4 separate regions of the Homo sapiens genome follow, and regions 2, 3 and 4 are each linked to region 1. The links are chromatin contacts, found by Hi-C in ENCODE. All regions are on one chromosome and are shown on one strand. The core of a region is the stretch at or near the end of the contact, and the rest is flanking DNA. Distances in the headings are between cores, read along the strand shown. Region 1 holds the start of SAC3D1 (SAC3 domain containing 1). Region 2 holds the start of RBM14-RBM4 (RBM14-RBM4 readthrough). Region 3 has its middle 4.6 kb from the start of CD248. Region 4 overlaps PACS1 (phosphofurin acidic cluster sorting protein 1).

Region 1 (3,518 bases), core at 758-3,257:
CCTCACCACCCTGGGCTTCGATTTCTTCCCCCACTAGACCAGGGATAATTACCATGCCTTCTTCAGAGGAACAGTGTGGACAAAAATAAACCATTCACTGGGCATGATGGCCACACCCGGCTACTTGGGAGGGTGGGGCAGGAGGATCACTTGAGCCCAGGAATTCGAGTGGCAACATGCGAGATCCCATCTCTACAAAAAAAATTTTTTTAAGTTAGCCGGGTGTGATTGCATACATCTGTGGTCCCAGCTACTTGGAAGGCTGAGGCAGAAGGATCCCTTGAGCCCACGAGGTTGAGGCTGCAGTGAACTATAATTAAGCCACTGTACTCCAGCCTGGGCAAGAGTGAGACCCTGTCTCAAAAAACACAAACAGGCCGGGTGCAGTGACTCACGCCTGTAATCCCAGCACTTTGGGAGGCAGAGGTGAGCTATCATTTTGAGGTCAGGAGTTCGAGACCAGCATGGCCAACATGGTGTTGGCCTGTCTCTACTAAATATCCAAACACTAGCCGGGTGTGGTGGTGCACGCCTGTAGTCCCAGCTCTTTGGGAGGCTGACGCAGGCGAATAGCCTGAACCCGGGAGGCGGAGGTTGCAGTTAGGCAAGATCATGCCACCGCACTCCAGCCTGGGCGACAGAGCTAGACTCTGTCTCAAAAACAAAGAAAGAAACAAATAATAAGAGTTTATTGGAATGCATCGCCCATAGAAAGTATCTCTAATGCCTTAAACTTCTGTCTCAGGTATATTCGTGGGCATATGTGTTCTTGTTTGCTTGGTAACCCTGACTGGGCGGGGAGGTTAAAAGAGTTTGAAAATCAGCCGGGCGCGGTGGCTCACGCCTGTAATCCCAGCACTTTGTGAGGCCAAGGTGGGCGGATCACGAGGTCAGGAGTTCGAGACCAGCCTGACCAACATGGTGAAACCCCCGTCTCTACTAAATACAAAAATTAGCTGGGTGTGGTGGCGCGCGCCTGTGATCCCAGCTACTCAGGAGGCTGAGGCAGAAGAATCGCTTGACCCAGGGAGGCGGAGGTTGCAGTGAGCCGAGATCGCGCCACTGCACTCCAGCCTGGGCGACAGAGCGAGACTCAAAAAAAAAAAAGTTTGAAAATCACTATTTAGACCAATTCTCCCTTTCCACCCTTGCCCCCTCCACTTTTATTCCTGAGACAACTAAGACCCAGAGATGGGCCCGAGGTCCCACGTCGGGGCTCGGTGGATCTTGTGCTGTCCTGGGAGGGGGCTAATGGTGAGATGTTAAAGCTAATCCTTCCTTTCCCTACCTCCACTGTCATGGTGGGCTCCTGTCCCCACGCTCTGCCCAGCCGCCAGGATCCCGACTCACCCAGGTTATAGAGCAGAAAGAGGCCCTGGAAGGCGGGTTGGCGGGGGTGCGGCCCGGCGCCCCGCGCGTAGCAGCGCCGCAGCGAGCCGAAGCCCTCCTGCACCTGGGCCTGCAGCAGCACCGGGTCCGCGGGTCCCCGCGCCGCGTCGGGCCCGAGCCGCGCCACTACGGTCAGCAGCGTGGCCAGCGCCGCCTCCAGCACCACAGCTGCCTCGGCGTCGCCCGCTCCCTGCAGCGCCAGGTCCAGGAGCACAGCTCGCAAGCGGTCTGCCACGAAGCTGGCCACCTCGGCGCGGGCGATGTCGGCGCTCTCCGCCACCTCACCGGCCAGGTAGCGCACGGTGGCCAGCAGCACGGAGGGCGGACGCAACTGGCTGGGCGGGGGCCGGGGCTTGCCGGCGGCGGGTCGGCTGTACTCCTTCACCGCGCGCTGCGGATCCGCGCGGGGCGGGTCCTGGCGGCAACCCGGCACCACCTCCAAGCGGTGCAGGCGGTGCTCCCTTTCGCGCTGGGCGCGCTCGGCGGCCGGGCACATGTCCGGGCAGGTGCCCACGGGCAGCTCGCAGCCGGGCATGAGGGGGCTGCGGGGAGACGGTGGGCGCTCAGCATCCCGGGGACGGCAGTGCTGCGGGAAGGCACGCGAGGCCGGCCGGGGGGTGGGGAGCGGCGGGTCGGGGCGGGGCTGAACCTGTCTGGGCCCGCCTTCCCGCCATGATCCCCGGCCTTCGGGCCGCCCATCGAGCCACCTCTGTCCTCTCACCCAGTCCAGTCGAGTTGGCCTCCCGAGATGCACTGCGTTGTAGTCCAGCTACGCCTCTGCGGCTCCGCGCGCTCTAGGGCGGCTAACGGCCCCCATCGAGCGCCAAGTTCAGCTTCGCGCGCTCCCCTTAGTGTTTTTAACGTGTAGCCCGGGCCGCTCCCATGATACACCGGTGTAGTCCCTGCCGCAACCAACCGCTTTGTGGTGAGGCGGGGCGGGGCGGGGCTGAGGCCACGCCTTCCAGCCCGCTGAGCAATCAGGATTTGGCTTTGGGGCCTCTGAGACAAGTACCCGGGCTTTGGGTTCCTCTCCTTCGTCCCTTCCACCCAATAAACCGGCTCCATCGGCTTGTCCTCTATTTCCCTGAGACTATGCTCCCTATTTTCTAGCTCAGGGGCCAGCAAATGTTTTCTGCAAAGGGCCAGGTTGTAAATGTTTTGGGATTTGCAGGCGGCAAAGACTCAACTCTGCAACTGTTTCAACTGCCAGTGTAGCGCGAAAGCAGCTATCACAATACTAAATGAATTAGCCTGGTTGTGTTCCAACAAATTTTATTTATGGACTCTTAAATTTCATATAATTTTCACTTGTCACATATAAATTTCACCTGTCATTGTCACAGAATATTATTTTGATTTTTTTAATCATTAAAAAAAGTAAAAACCACTCTCACAGCCCTTACATTAAAAAGGAGGTGGGCCAGATTTGGCTGCAGGTGGGAGTTTGCAGACCCCAGTTCTAGAGGGGTAAACTAATGGTTTAATGACCACAGCTGCTGCTCACACATCAAGACAGACAGACATGGGCCGGGCGTAGTGACTCATGCCTGTAATCTCAGCACTTTGGGAGACTGAGGCGGGTGGATCACTTGAGGTCAGGAGTTCGAGACCAGCCTGGCCAACATGGTGTAACCCCGTCCCTACTGAAAATACAAAATATTAGCTGGGCGTGGTGGCATGTGCCTGCAATCTCAGCTACTGGGGAGGCTGAGACAGGAGAACTGCTTGAACCTGGGAGGTGGAGGTTGCAGTGAGCCGCGATCCCACCACTGCACTCCAGTCTGGGCGACACAGCGAGACTCCAACTCAAAAAAACCCCAAAAAGACAGGCAGGGTCAGAAGTGTGAGTCCTTGATTCCAAGGTGGCAGGTGTAATCAGGGAGCTAAGAATTCATTATTTTTCTCATTCTTGGTCCAGTTACCTACAGAAATGGCTCCTGTAATTACAAGACCAGGAGGTAGGGCCAGGCCCTGGGGAGAGGAGAAGGGGCTGGCAGTGCAGGAGCGAGAGTCCCAGGGAATGGCCCACTCCCTGTTAGGGTGGGAGTTGAGACAGGTGCAGGCGCAGGATCTCCTCTGCCCGCTTCAGGTACTCAGCTGCCTTCTTCTTCACACCTTCCTGGCGGGCA
Region 2 (3,518 bases), core at 521-3,020, 1.6 Mb before region 1:
ACTAGGAATGGCCCCAAACATGTGCCTTTCCAGGACAGCAAATGAAATATCTTGGTGGGATAAATAAGCACTTGCACCCACATTTATTTCCTATCCCTGAAACTTCTCACACAGGGTATGAGCAGGTATGAACCCACCAGGAGTAGGGCATCAGATACTCCCAGGCTGCATCTTCCAAAATGACAGGGCAAAGTTAACTCTGATCTGTTCCCAAGTGGAGCAGAGACTGGCCACATACACAACGGCTGTCCCACCAAATCTTGCCAATGTAAAAGATAAAGAGCTTAAGGGATAAAAACTCAAGCTATGAAAAAGTCAACTGGGTCCCTAGTCAGGCTTAAATTATGGTGACACATTTTTCTCGAAGAAAAGGCACCGGGATCTGCCCTGAGAATCAGACTACTCAAGCAATGACTACTACTGATTCAGTAAACCGTGTTTAGCCACTGTTTAATGAAGAGCTCTCACAGACCCCTCCCCAGGACCCCCTCAGCCAGAGTATGCCCCCCTGCAAAGTCACCAAGCTTATAAAAGAATGACACTGCCCTAGGGCACTGGCTTGGCATGTAAAGACTACGCAGAAGGGGACTTCATAAAACAAGCTTTCTTGCACATGCAAAAGGCTGGGGTTTCCAGTTGACAGATGTAAAATCGAGCCCAAAGAAAAACCCCAAGTTTGAGGGAGGAGAAAAGCACAGAGCTGCCACGCCTAACCTACCTAATATTGAAAGGCCAAAGTGATTCGGAAGGGGCCCCTCTCGTACCCACGTGTAACTGTGCCCATGAGTAGACCCATGCCAGACAAGACTAAAAGACCCCAGCCCGAGAAACGTCCAAGGGCCCCGTTACCTTCCGCTTGAGCACATTCATCGGGAGGGAACAGGAGGGCGGCCTTGGGGCGTCAGCCCCCACCTTTTCCCTCTTCCCTTGCTCTGACCGACGTCTGGAGAGGAAGTGGGGAAGTGGAGAAATCTTCCCCGCTTCATGATCCGGCTTGTGCCCGTCACTTCCCAATTTCCGCTGGGTGCCAGGCCCAGGAGACCAGGAGAAGGCGCGCCCCCGGAACACTCGCAAGGCTCTCAGGCGCGTCCCCGGCCCCGTAGCTTGGCTCGCAGTGGCCGCCGCACCCACCCAGAGCCGCTTCCTCCTACTTGGTGGACGGTTCCTGGACCGCAGGGGAGGAGGGTGGCTCTACCCAACGCGCCCCCAACACCTCCGACCTGCTCCCGCGCACTTCCCCACCCCTCCCAACCGCGCAGTGACCGACCCCCGGGTAAGGGGCGTGGCTAACAGGCAGAGTGCCCCGAGCGCGCCCCCGCCCCCGAGCGCGCCTCCGCGTTACCTTTCACCACGTCACACTCGATGACGCGTCCGCGGCGCTCGAAGAGGCTGCGCAGTTCCTGGCTCGTGCATGCAGCCGACACATTGCCCACGAAAATCTTCCAAGTATTAAGAGGCCTTGGGCGCGACATCTCCACCACGAGCGCGCGCCCCGGCCGCAGCTCGTGGCCGTGCAGGGCTTCGATGGCGCGCAGCGCGCCCGCGTTCTCGCGCATGTGCACGAAGGCGAACTGTTTCATGACGGCGCAGCTCATGACCGTGCCGTAGGGCGCAAAGAGGGCTGCCAGCTCCTCCGGAGTCGTATCCGCCCCGTCGACGTTGCCCACGAATATCTTCATTTTGTCGCCGCAGCCACCTTCCTGGAGAGCCCGGACCTCTCCTCCAGCGACAGGCAAGACGTCCGAACGACCGGCAGTCCTCCTCAGGAATGGCTGGCGACCGAGAACCCCGCCGCGCAGGCGCCCTGGCCTAGCCAATGGGGACTCGCATCCCGCGCGTCCAGCGACCAATCAGAAACGCTGAGGGAAGATGTGCTCAGGCACAGCCAATCCCAGAGGGCCTAGAGCCCGCTCGTTAGCTGAGGGGGTGGGAAAGGGACGACCAACCGCCACAGCCCGTGGCGGGAGAGGGGGTTGGGAAGAAGAGGGAGGGCTGAAGAGAGGAGAACGCGCGCGAGCGGCGCCGGCGGCAGAGAGGCCTAGTCTGTAAGGCGGTCTCTGGCCCGGGTGGGGCTGGGACCGGCGGGCTCCCAGGAAAACTTTGTACAATTGGAAGTCAGGGCTCCTCCCATTCTGGAAGCCCTGTCCAAACCCGCGCCTGGGGGTTGCCGCGTGAGTGTACGGGGGAAGGCCGGGCCTGGCGGGAGAAACCAGGACAGGCGCCTTGAGTCGGCAAACGGCTCCCAGGACTGTGCTGAGCACCGCGAGGGGACCTGAGGCAGGCCCCGGAGAAGCCCTCGTGCCATTAATTGATTCTTTGGAAACATTCCCTGGGGTTGCTGAGGTCCTGGCAGCCGGTGAAAAATCAAAGGCCTCTGCCCTGATGGAATTCCCAGTCAAGAAATAATGGAATGACGTTATTGTATGTTGAAGGTTTTCATAATAAACAGTTTAATAAACGAGAAAATTAATTCTGCAGGAAGCAAAAGTTGAGCCTTAAAAAAAATTTTAGTCCGGGAGCGGTGGCTCACGCCTGTAATTCCAGCACTTTGGGAGACCAAGGCAAGCAGATCACCGGAGGTCAGGAGTTCAGGACCAGCCTGGCCAAAATGGTGAAACCCCGTCTCTACTAAAAATACAAAATTAGCCGGGTGTGGTGGTGCGCGCCTGTAATCCCAGCTACTTGGGAGGCTGAGGCAGGAGAATCACTTGAACCCGGAAGGCGGAGGTTGCAGTGAGCCAAGATCACGCCACTGCACTCCAGCATGGGCGACAGTGAGATTCCGTCTCAAAAATTTTTTTAAACAGATTTGAGTATGTAAATAAGATTGTTGCATGGCAGACAACATCAAAAACATAGACATGTGACAAACTCAGGGAAATATTTGCCTACGTGTTCAGTCAACAAATAGCACCTACCATGTGGACACCACCAAGAATATAGCAGTGAACAAAAAAAAATGACAGAAATCCCAACCTTCTTGGATCTTATGGTGGGGAGAAACAGGCAAGAAATAAGTAAAACATAAGCGTGTTAGATGGTGATGAGGACTTGGAGTAATCAAGGGAACTAAGCCATCCTCTGAGGGAAGATCATGCCGGCCAGAAAGTACAAGTCAAAGAGTGCTGGGGCAGAAGCAAATCTGGTTCAAGGAAGAGTCAAGAGCCAGTATGGGCCAGGCCCGGTGGCTCACGCCTGTAATCCCAGCACTTTGGGAGGCTGAGGCGGGCGGATCACCTGAGGTCAAGAGTTCGAGACCAGTCTGACCAACATGGTAAAACCCTGTCTCTACTAAAACTACAAAACATTAGCTTTGCGCAGTGGCAGTATCATAGCCAATGAGGTTTATCCGAGGCGCAATTATTGCTAATTGAAAACAAAACATTAGCCATGCATGATGACTGGCACCTGTAATCCCAGCTACTCAGGAGGCTGAGGCATTAAAATCACTTGAACCCAGGAGGTGGAGGTTGCAGTGGGCTGAGATCACGCCACCACACTCCATCCTGGCCAACAGA
Region 3 (3,518 bases), core at 702-3,201, 1.3 Mb before region 1:
TTTAGGGGTCAAAGTAGGCTCTGGGGCTGGTGATTCAGAGGAGTGAAGGAGGGGTCTAGTGGGTGAGTTGCTCCTTTCTTCAGACACTTCCCTTCCCATCCCTGTAAGCTTCGCGGAAGTTGGGGGCTGGGGCTCAGGGTAACTCAAGGGGACTGCCAACCCCTGGTTTGTGGGTGCTCTTGGAGGCATTCCTCCGCTTGCTCCGGGGAGGAGGCTGGGATGGGAAAGGCCGGGAACCTGGGAGAGATCCCATGCTAACTGCTTGGACAGCCGCAGGAGCAAGGCCTCCTTTTGCCAGGGCCGCACGTTGCTCTTGTCCATGTTGGCTGGGGGTGGTGGGGGACAGACAGAGCTCAGCAGACCTGAGCTTGAGCGAGGGCTCCGGCTGCTCAGGACTGAAGTGTCCCAGGAACTGGAGGGCCTGGTCAAAGATCACAGCCTGGTGGGAGTGACCTCCCTCATTTCGTGCTCACTGCCTTGGGGGGCGGGGGTGAGACCTGGGGAGGGGAGGCGCCAGTTCCCACCGCCTCTGTAATTTTTCAGTTACAGCCTCTTGGGGGCCTCTAATTAGGACGGGGCAGAGCCGCCACGACCACCCGGGCAGGCGAGGAGGAGTGGCCCAGCGCCCCCTTCGGGCCTGGACCTGAGCTGGAAGGCTGAGCTGGGCCCCAGGGAACCAGGAAAGGAGGGGCCGGAGCTGGGGATGAACCAGGGGGTCGCGGAGGGGGCGGAGGGAACGCTACGCACCGCCCCCGGTCCCCGCTCTCACGTTCCCCTAACTCAAACCAGACGTCCCCGCCAGATCCTGCACAGCTTTAACCTCGGAGACGCCGTCGGGCAGGTTTGCTGGATGCCAATGAGGGTTGCGAGGCGGCCCAGACGGCTGAGTCTGGGAAGGAGGTGAGGAAGCCTGGGGAGCGACAAGGCCTGCAGAGACGGGATGGTCTGGAGTCCCCTCCGTGACCTCGGGTAGGGATCTAGAGCGCCTCGAGGGCAGGAAACAGTTAAATACACTGCAGTCGGAGGCGGGGGATGGGAGTGGGGAAGGGGGCCCAGAGCCGGCTCTTTGTCATCTGGTAATGAGCACCAGATGCGGAGCTGCGTGCGGGCCTAAACAGACGGCCTCCCAGGGCAGAGCCCCGGCCTGCGCCCAGCCCGGGCTCAGCCCACTTACTCGCAGGCCCCGCCTCATTCGGGCGCGGCGGCGAACTGCATACTCCAGCGGTATCAGCCCGGACCTGGGAGCTACGAGCCACGCCTACTCGCTGCAGAACAGAAGAGAGCCCCCGGGAGCTCTCCAGAGGCCCCGCCCACAAAGCCACAAGCCCCGCCCCTGCCAACTCAAAGATTCCAGCAGCGATTGTGCCCGCCCCCTGCCCTCTTGGCCCCGCCCAGTCCCCCGCCCACAACCTACAAGCCCCACCTCCTCCGCTCGGCGCGCGCAGATTGGCGGAACTATTAGTCTCGGCTTCTAGGAGGTATGAACTTCGCCCCGAGTTTACACATTCTCTTCACGCGGCGCTACAGGCCCCGCCCAACACAACTGCAAGCTTCGCCTCACAGAGCCCTGGACACTGCAGGGAATCCCTCAGAGGTCTTAACTCTGTTGGGGGATGATGTAAACTCCGCCCTCCAGGGAAACGTGTGAAGTTCCCCTCAACCTCCTCTTCAGGCTCCGTCCCCAGCTACAAGCTCCGCCCCCTCTCAAGCTCACAAAAGTGGAAGAACTGCGCCCTCGTAGGACTGTCACACCTCACACATCGAGCGGAGGTAGCGGTTCACCTACACGGAGCCCCGCCCCCGGGGCCGCCCACGAAAGATGCAAGCCACGCCCCTGGGGGCCCTGGAGTCCCGCCCACCCAGAGCGCCCTGGCTGCGGCGTAGCGCACAAATACGGCTCTGCGAAGAGCGCTACCGAGCGAGCCTCTTATCGCACGCCCCGCCCACACTCAGGCTCACCCTCTTGGCGCAAGCACCGCCCACTCCACCCCTGGGTCCCTTACCACCTTCGCGATATGCCCAGATCCACCAGTCCTCCGAACCCCTCATCTCTCACCACGATGCCCTTGAACCTGGCCCTGGAGCCCTCTTCTTCCTCCACCTACGGTTTCCGTTTGTCCAGATTTCGGGTTCTCTGGGCGAGCCCGGAGACTGGGCCCGGACAGCCGGGCAGATGGCGTCGATGGGCCTTTGGCGCCACCTGGCCTCGGCCCCACGGACTTACAGCCACCGCGAGGCCTCGGTAGGGCCTCTCTCTCAAAGCGTACTAATTGCTCAGTAAATAGAAATAGCTGCTTAATTCGTTAAATGTTAGTGTTACTTAAATATCTGCCGACTCCCCCCACGGGACAGCCCATCCTTTCGCAGATGCCTTTCGTCGTATGTGGAAATTCGTCCCTAAGGGAGCTTCGCACTGGCCCTCGAGCCACCCTATGAGCTGAGCGCCCCTGACAATCTCTAAAGTGGCTGGCTGGTCGAACTCTTGCTGTCTCTCCCCGACAAATCCTTTCGCCTGGAGGGCGAAAGCATCGCCTCTCATCTGGCGGCCTAGAATTCCTAGGACCAGGTTTCCCCCGCCCCCACCTAGTGCTCCAAAGGCTAGACACCTTCCCTGGGGGCTGTGTTGCGAAGGGGTGGGTTTGGGCGGGGAAGCCCTCAATTAGGAGCTGAAGGTCGTAGTTTTTAGGGACAGTGTCTCAAGGGAGACCCTATCTCAGCTCTCATCTCTACCTCTGAAAATAACAGCCTGGAGGGCAGGAGACGCTGAAGTTCAGGGCTAGGAACCCAGTAAAATATTTTTCAAACATTAGTGGGACAGACAGGGAGCAACCCTTGAGGAGGAAGGGAGTTGACACCACTGAGCTCCAGTTGGGCCCTTTGCTTCCTGCCTTAGCTGCCAACCTTGCCCTTACCCACCTCCGGGCAAATCAGGCCTGGGGAGAGGGATACTTTCCAGACCAGGTTCCAATGCTCGTGCACTAGCCATTACAAATGTAAATAGGGTTTAGCGCTAAATACTGACGATAATAATAGTGAATGCTTGAAGCACTTCTGTTTTGTTTTTGTTTTTGTTTTTTGTTTTTGTTTTTGTTTTTTCGAGACGGAGTTTCTCTCTTGTTGCTCAGGCTGGAGTGCAATAGCGCCATCTCGGCTCACTGCAACCTCCGCCTCCCAGGTTCAAGCGATTCTCCTGCCGCAGCCTCCCAAGTAGCTGGGATTACAGGCACCCACAACCACGCCCGGCTAATTTTTGTATTTTTAATACAGACGGGGTTTCACTATGTTGGTCAGGCTGGTTTCGAACTCTTCGCCTCAGGTGATCCACCCACCTCAGCCTCCCGAAGTGCTGGGATTACAGGCATGAGCCACCATGCCCAGCCTTGAAGCACTTCTTACATGCCCGGTCCTTTTTTAAGGGCTTTACTTGGCTTAATCCATGTAAGATTCATAACAACCTCCAAGAAGTAAGTGCCGTTCTTACCACAATTTACAGAGTAGGAAGCTGAAGGCACTTGCCT
Region 4 (3,518 bases), core at 355-2,854, 1.1 Mb before region 1:
AAATTAAAAATTTATATATTTCGGGCTTAGCCACCACTATCTCAAGCACATCATGAAAACTAAAGGTAAACAGTAGCATGATGTTTTCAGGTTGCAAGCACTGGTTTCATAACAGGCTGTAAATTAATCCTAAAAGTCAGAACTTCTCTTTTTCAGTGGTTCTCAAACTTTGGTGTGCCTAAGGGTCGCCTGGGGAACCTGTTTAAAAATACAGACAGCGGCCAGGCACAGTGGCTCACACCTGTAATCCCAGCACTTTGGGAGGCTGAGGCGGGCGGATCATGAGGTCAAGATATCGAGACCATCCTGGCCAACATGGTGAAACCCTGTCTCTACTAAAAATACAAAAATTAGCTGGGCGTGGTGGCGCATGTCTGTAGTCCCAGCTACTCGGGAGGCTGAGGCAGGAGAATCACTTGAACCCGGGAGGCGGAGGTTGCAGTGAGCCAAGATCGCGCCACTGCACTCCAGCTTGGGCGACAGAGCAAGACTTTGTCTCGAAAAAAAAAAAAAGTGCAGACAGCAAGAGCTCACCTCTCAAGAGTCCTATTTAGTAGCTTCATCAGCAGTAAGCCTAACAATAATAAGAAACACAATATCAGGGCTGGGATTAGGGTGAGGCAAGCAAGGGACCCAGGGTACAAAACTTAAAGAAGTGCTTGCTCTCAGGTTTGTGCAAGTGCCAAGACAGTAAGTGCCTCCTCACACACTTCGTGGGGCATGTCACTTGACTCACTCTAGTCTTGGTCCTGCAAAGTATAGGGTAGTCCATGGACCATCAGCATCAGCATGGCCTGGGGACTTATTAAAAATGCAAAAGCCGTCTGGGCACCATAGCTCACCCTGTAATCCCACTTTGGGTGGTTGCTTGGGGACAGGATTTCAATACCAGCCCAGGTAATATGGCAAGACTCCCATCTCTGTAAAAAAATTTTTTTTAATTACCTGGGCATGGTGGCAGAAGTCTACAGTCCTATCTACTAAGAAGGCTGAGGCAGGAGCATCACTTCAGTCCATGAGTTTGAGGCTGCAGTGAGCCATGATCAGGCCACTGCACTCTAGCCTGAGTGACAGAGTGTGATACTGTCCAATAAATAAATAAATAAATAAATAAACGGGGCAAAATCTTGGCCTACCCCAGACCTACTGAATCAGAATTTGCATTTTATGCTGGGTGCTGTGGCTCATGTCTGTAATACCAGCATTCTAGAAGCCCAAGGCAGGTGGATCACCTGAGGTCAGGAGTTCAAGACCAGCCTGGCCAACATGGTGAAACCCCGTCTCTACTAAAAATAAAAAAAGAATTTGCATTTTAACAAGATTCTCAGGTTATTCCTGTTCACATTAAAGTCTGAGAAACAATGAATAGAAGGGATGCTCAAATTTAGTTCTGCAACTGAAACCAAAACCCTAAGCACTTTTTAACCTATCATGCTGCATTTCTAAAATAGGAAACAGTGAGTAATGGCTCTCCACTGGAGTCCAAAGGACAGCCCTACAATGGCCAATATTATTGTCACCCCTTGGTCAATGGCCTGGATAATGACATAAGAGATGCTTATTAACCTGCAGGTGGCACAAAAGAGGAGGCTGCTGAGGCAGGAAGGAGCAGAGTCAGACCATCCTGACCGGCTGGATGCCAGGTAAGCACATAACAAGTTTTACATTTAGGTTAAAAATTTCAGTAATGAAGGTATAAGATGTGTGTGGTGGTTTGCTTGGAAATAAAACATATGAAACACTCTAGGAATAAATCCAAAAGTGTGTCATGAATTTAATATAATGGCATTTCAAAACAGGAAAAAATGAGTAATTCAATAATGTTGGAGTAACTAGACAGCTAGCTGGAAAAAAATTAATTTGAACCCCTACCTCACATCTTATCTTAAAATAAATTCTAGATGCATAAAAGATTTAAGTACACACACACACACACAAACACAAACACACACACTCACACAAATCCATTTAAGTACTAGCAGAAAATATGGGTATTTTTTAAACAGCCTCAAGTGGACAAGGCCTTTCTAAGTATGAATAAACTCCAAACACATGAAGTCCAGAGGTCATTTTAAAAAAGATGGCTACATTTTATTACATTAAAGAAAAACTTCTGCACGGCAAACACCAATGTAAACAGAGCTTGGAGACAAATGACGAAATGGTGGGGGGGGGGGCAATTTGTGACTCATATCCAAGACATAGGGCTATTTTCAAAAATCCCCAAAAATCAAGAAGAAAAAAGCCCAACAAGCCAAGAGAAAAGTGGGCAATGCTGAGGCTGGAGAGCCTACGGAGGCCGGGCACTGTCCTCCAATAGCTGAAGACCACTTCTGTGGGAGTGAAAAAACTGAGTCATTCATTTCTACAAATGGTTAAATCAGGACTTAGGGTGGAAATTCCCATGAGTTAAGTTTTAGCCGAACATAGAGAACTTATTAATAATTCGGGCAGTCCATACAATGGAATGGGCCTGCTTAAAAAACTGCTGAATTCTTGTTCAGTGGAAGCACTCGGGCCAAGGCTAGATGAGGGTCAACTTGTATGAAGTTTTTTGGAAGGCATGAGATGGGAAACTAAACTGCACGATTACTGAGGGTGCTTAAAACCCTAAAATTATGCAATTCTATTCAAAGACTACATCCGCTCTGGAAAAGATAGGAGAATAAATCAAATAATGATGGGCTATCACAGCTCCATAAAGACTGAAAGCCATGGTGCTCATCACTCCTAGCTTTTTATTCTAAGTAGGGTGTTCTCTGGAGTGGGGATGTTAGAGGATATGAAGGTTTTGTTAAATCATAACTCCTGCACTCAGGAATATTTTGGTTTGTTTTGGTTTTTGGTGTGTGTGTGTGTGTGTGTGTGTGTGTGTGACAGTGGGATTGGGCAGTCCTGTTTCACATTCTTGGCGTGTGTGTGTGTGTGTGTGTGTGTTAGCGGGATTGGGCAGTCCTGTTTCACATTCCTCTCCTGGGCTCCCCAAACACTGAAAGCAACAGCACAATTTTGAAAGAGAGTGAATTAGTGCTGGAGGGTTGAGTGTGAGGTCTCAGCAGCATAGCCACATAACCCGTAGGACGTACTTACGTATCTACGTCATTTACGACAGTCCAATTATGAGCTAAAAGTCACAGACAAATCAGTAGCTCAATAATTCAACTGACAGGTGGACAGTGTTTCAGAAGCTAGTCTGGAAGGCACGTGGGCAGAATCTGAAACCACGTTAAGAGGAGCGCAGGAGGCTGGGTGTAGTGGCTCACGCCTGTAATCCCAGCACTTTGGGAGGCCAAGTGGGGTGGATCACTTGAGGTCAGGAGTTCGAGACCAGCCTGGCCAACATGGTGAAACCCCGTCTCTACTAAAAATACAAAAATTAGCCAGGCATGGTGGTAGGCACCTGTAATCCCAGCTACTCGGGAGGCTGAGACAGAAGAATTGCTTGAACCCAGGAGGTGGAGGTTGCACTGAGTTGAGATTGCACCACTGCACTCTAGCCTGGGTGACAGAGCAAGGCT

Evidence for each region. Hi-C counts contacts between places; a loop is a spot of excess contacts on that map. Pooled maps may share reads with other maps.
Region 2: a loop to region 1 is called in a pooled map, with 7 times the contacts of the local background. The contact joins the promoter of RBM14-RBM4 here to the promoter of SAC3D1 in region 1. A Hi-C loop is called at or near these places in 4 of 50 pooled maps.
Region 3: a loop to region 1 is called in a pooled map, with 9 times the contacts of the local background. The contact joins the enhancer-like site here to the promoter of SAC3D1 in region 1. A Hi-C loop is called at or near these places in 2 of 50 pooled maps.
Region 4: a loop to region 1 is called in a pooled map, with 3 times the contacts of the local background. The contact joins the enhancer-like site here to the promoter of SAC3D1 in region 1. A Hi-C loop is called at or near these places in 2 of 50 pooled maps.

The regions. Positions count from the first base shown.
Region 1 is chr11:65,039,699-65,043,216 of GRCh38, reverse strand. SAC3D1 (SAC3 domain containing 1) reads right to left here and starts at 2,007. Exons shown (of 2, transcript NM_013299.4): 1 at 1,351-2,007. The coding sequence starts at 1,924. SNX15 (sorting nexin 15) reads right to left here. Exons shown (of 8, transcript NM_013306.5): 8 at 2,645-3,518. The coding sequence ends at 3,425. ARL2-SNX15 (ARL2-SNX15 readthrough (NMD candidate)) reads right to left here. Exons shown (of 11, transcript NR_037650.2): 11 at 2,645-3,518. RefSeq lists silencers at 1,339-1,388, 1,409-2,088.
Region 2 is chr11:66,614,882-66,618,399 of GRCh38, reverse strand. RBM14-RBM4 (RBM14-RBM4 readthrough) reads right to left here and starts at 1,770. Exons shown (of 2, transcript NM_001198846.2): 1 at 1,343-1,770. The coding sequence starts at 1,679. It overlaps RBM14 (RNA binding motif protein 14), which reads right to left and starts at 1,770. Exons shown (of 3, transcript NM_006328.4): 1 at 1,343-1,770. The coding sequence starts at 1,679. It also overlaps the pseudogene RNU4-39P. RefSeq lists enhancers at 1,525-1,754, 887-1,820, 2,185-2,294.
Region 3 is chr11:66,310,649-66,314,166 of GRCh38, reverse strand. No RefSeq gene overlaps it. Among named protein-coding and RNA genes, the nearest start is that of CD248, 4.6 kb to the left of the region's middle. RefSeq lists a silencer at 1,717-1,966. Within about 2 kb of position 1,951, at least 39 of the 41 ENCODE cell types and tissues checked have a DNase peak (open chromatin) inside an H3K27ac peak, as active enhancers do.
Region 4 is chr11:66,135,682-66,139,199 of GRCh38, reverse strand. The region is part of intron 1 of PACS1 (phosphofurin acidic cluster sorting protein 1); the gene reads right to left. Among named protein-coding and RNA genes, the nearest start is that of PACS1, 67 kb to the right of the region's middle. RefSeq lists silencers at 131-290, 3,295-3,344. Within about 2 kb of position 1,604, at least 6 of the 41 ENCODE cell types and tissues checked have a DNase peak (open chromatin) inside an H3K27ac peak, as active enhancers do.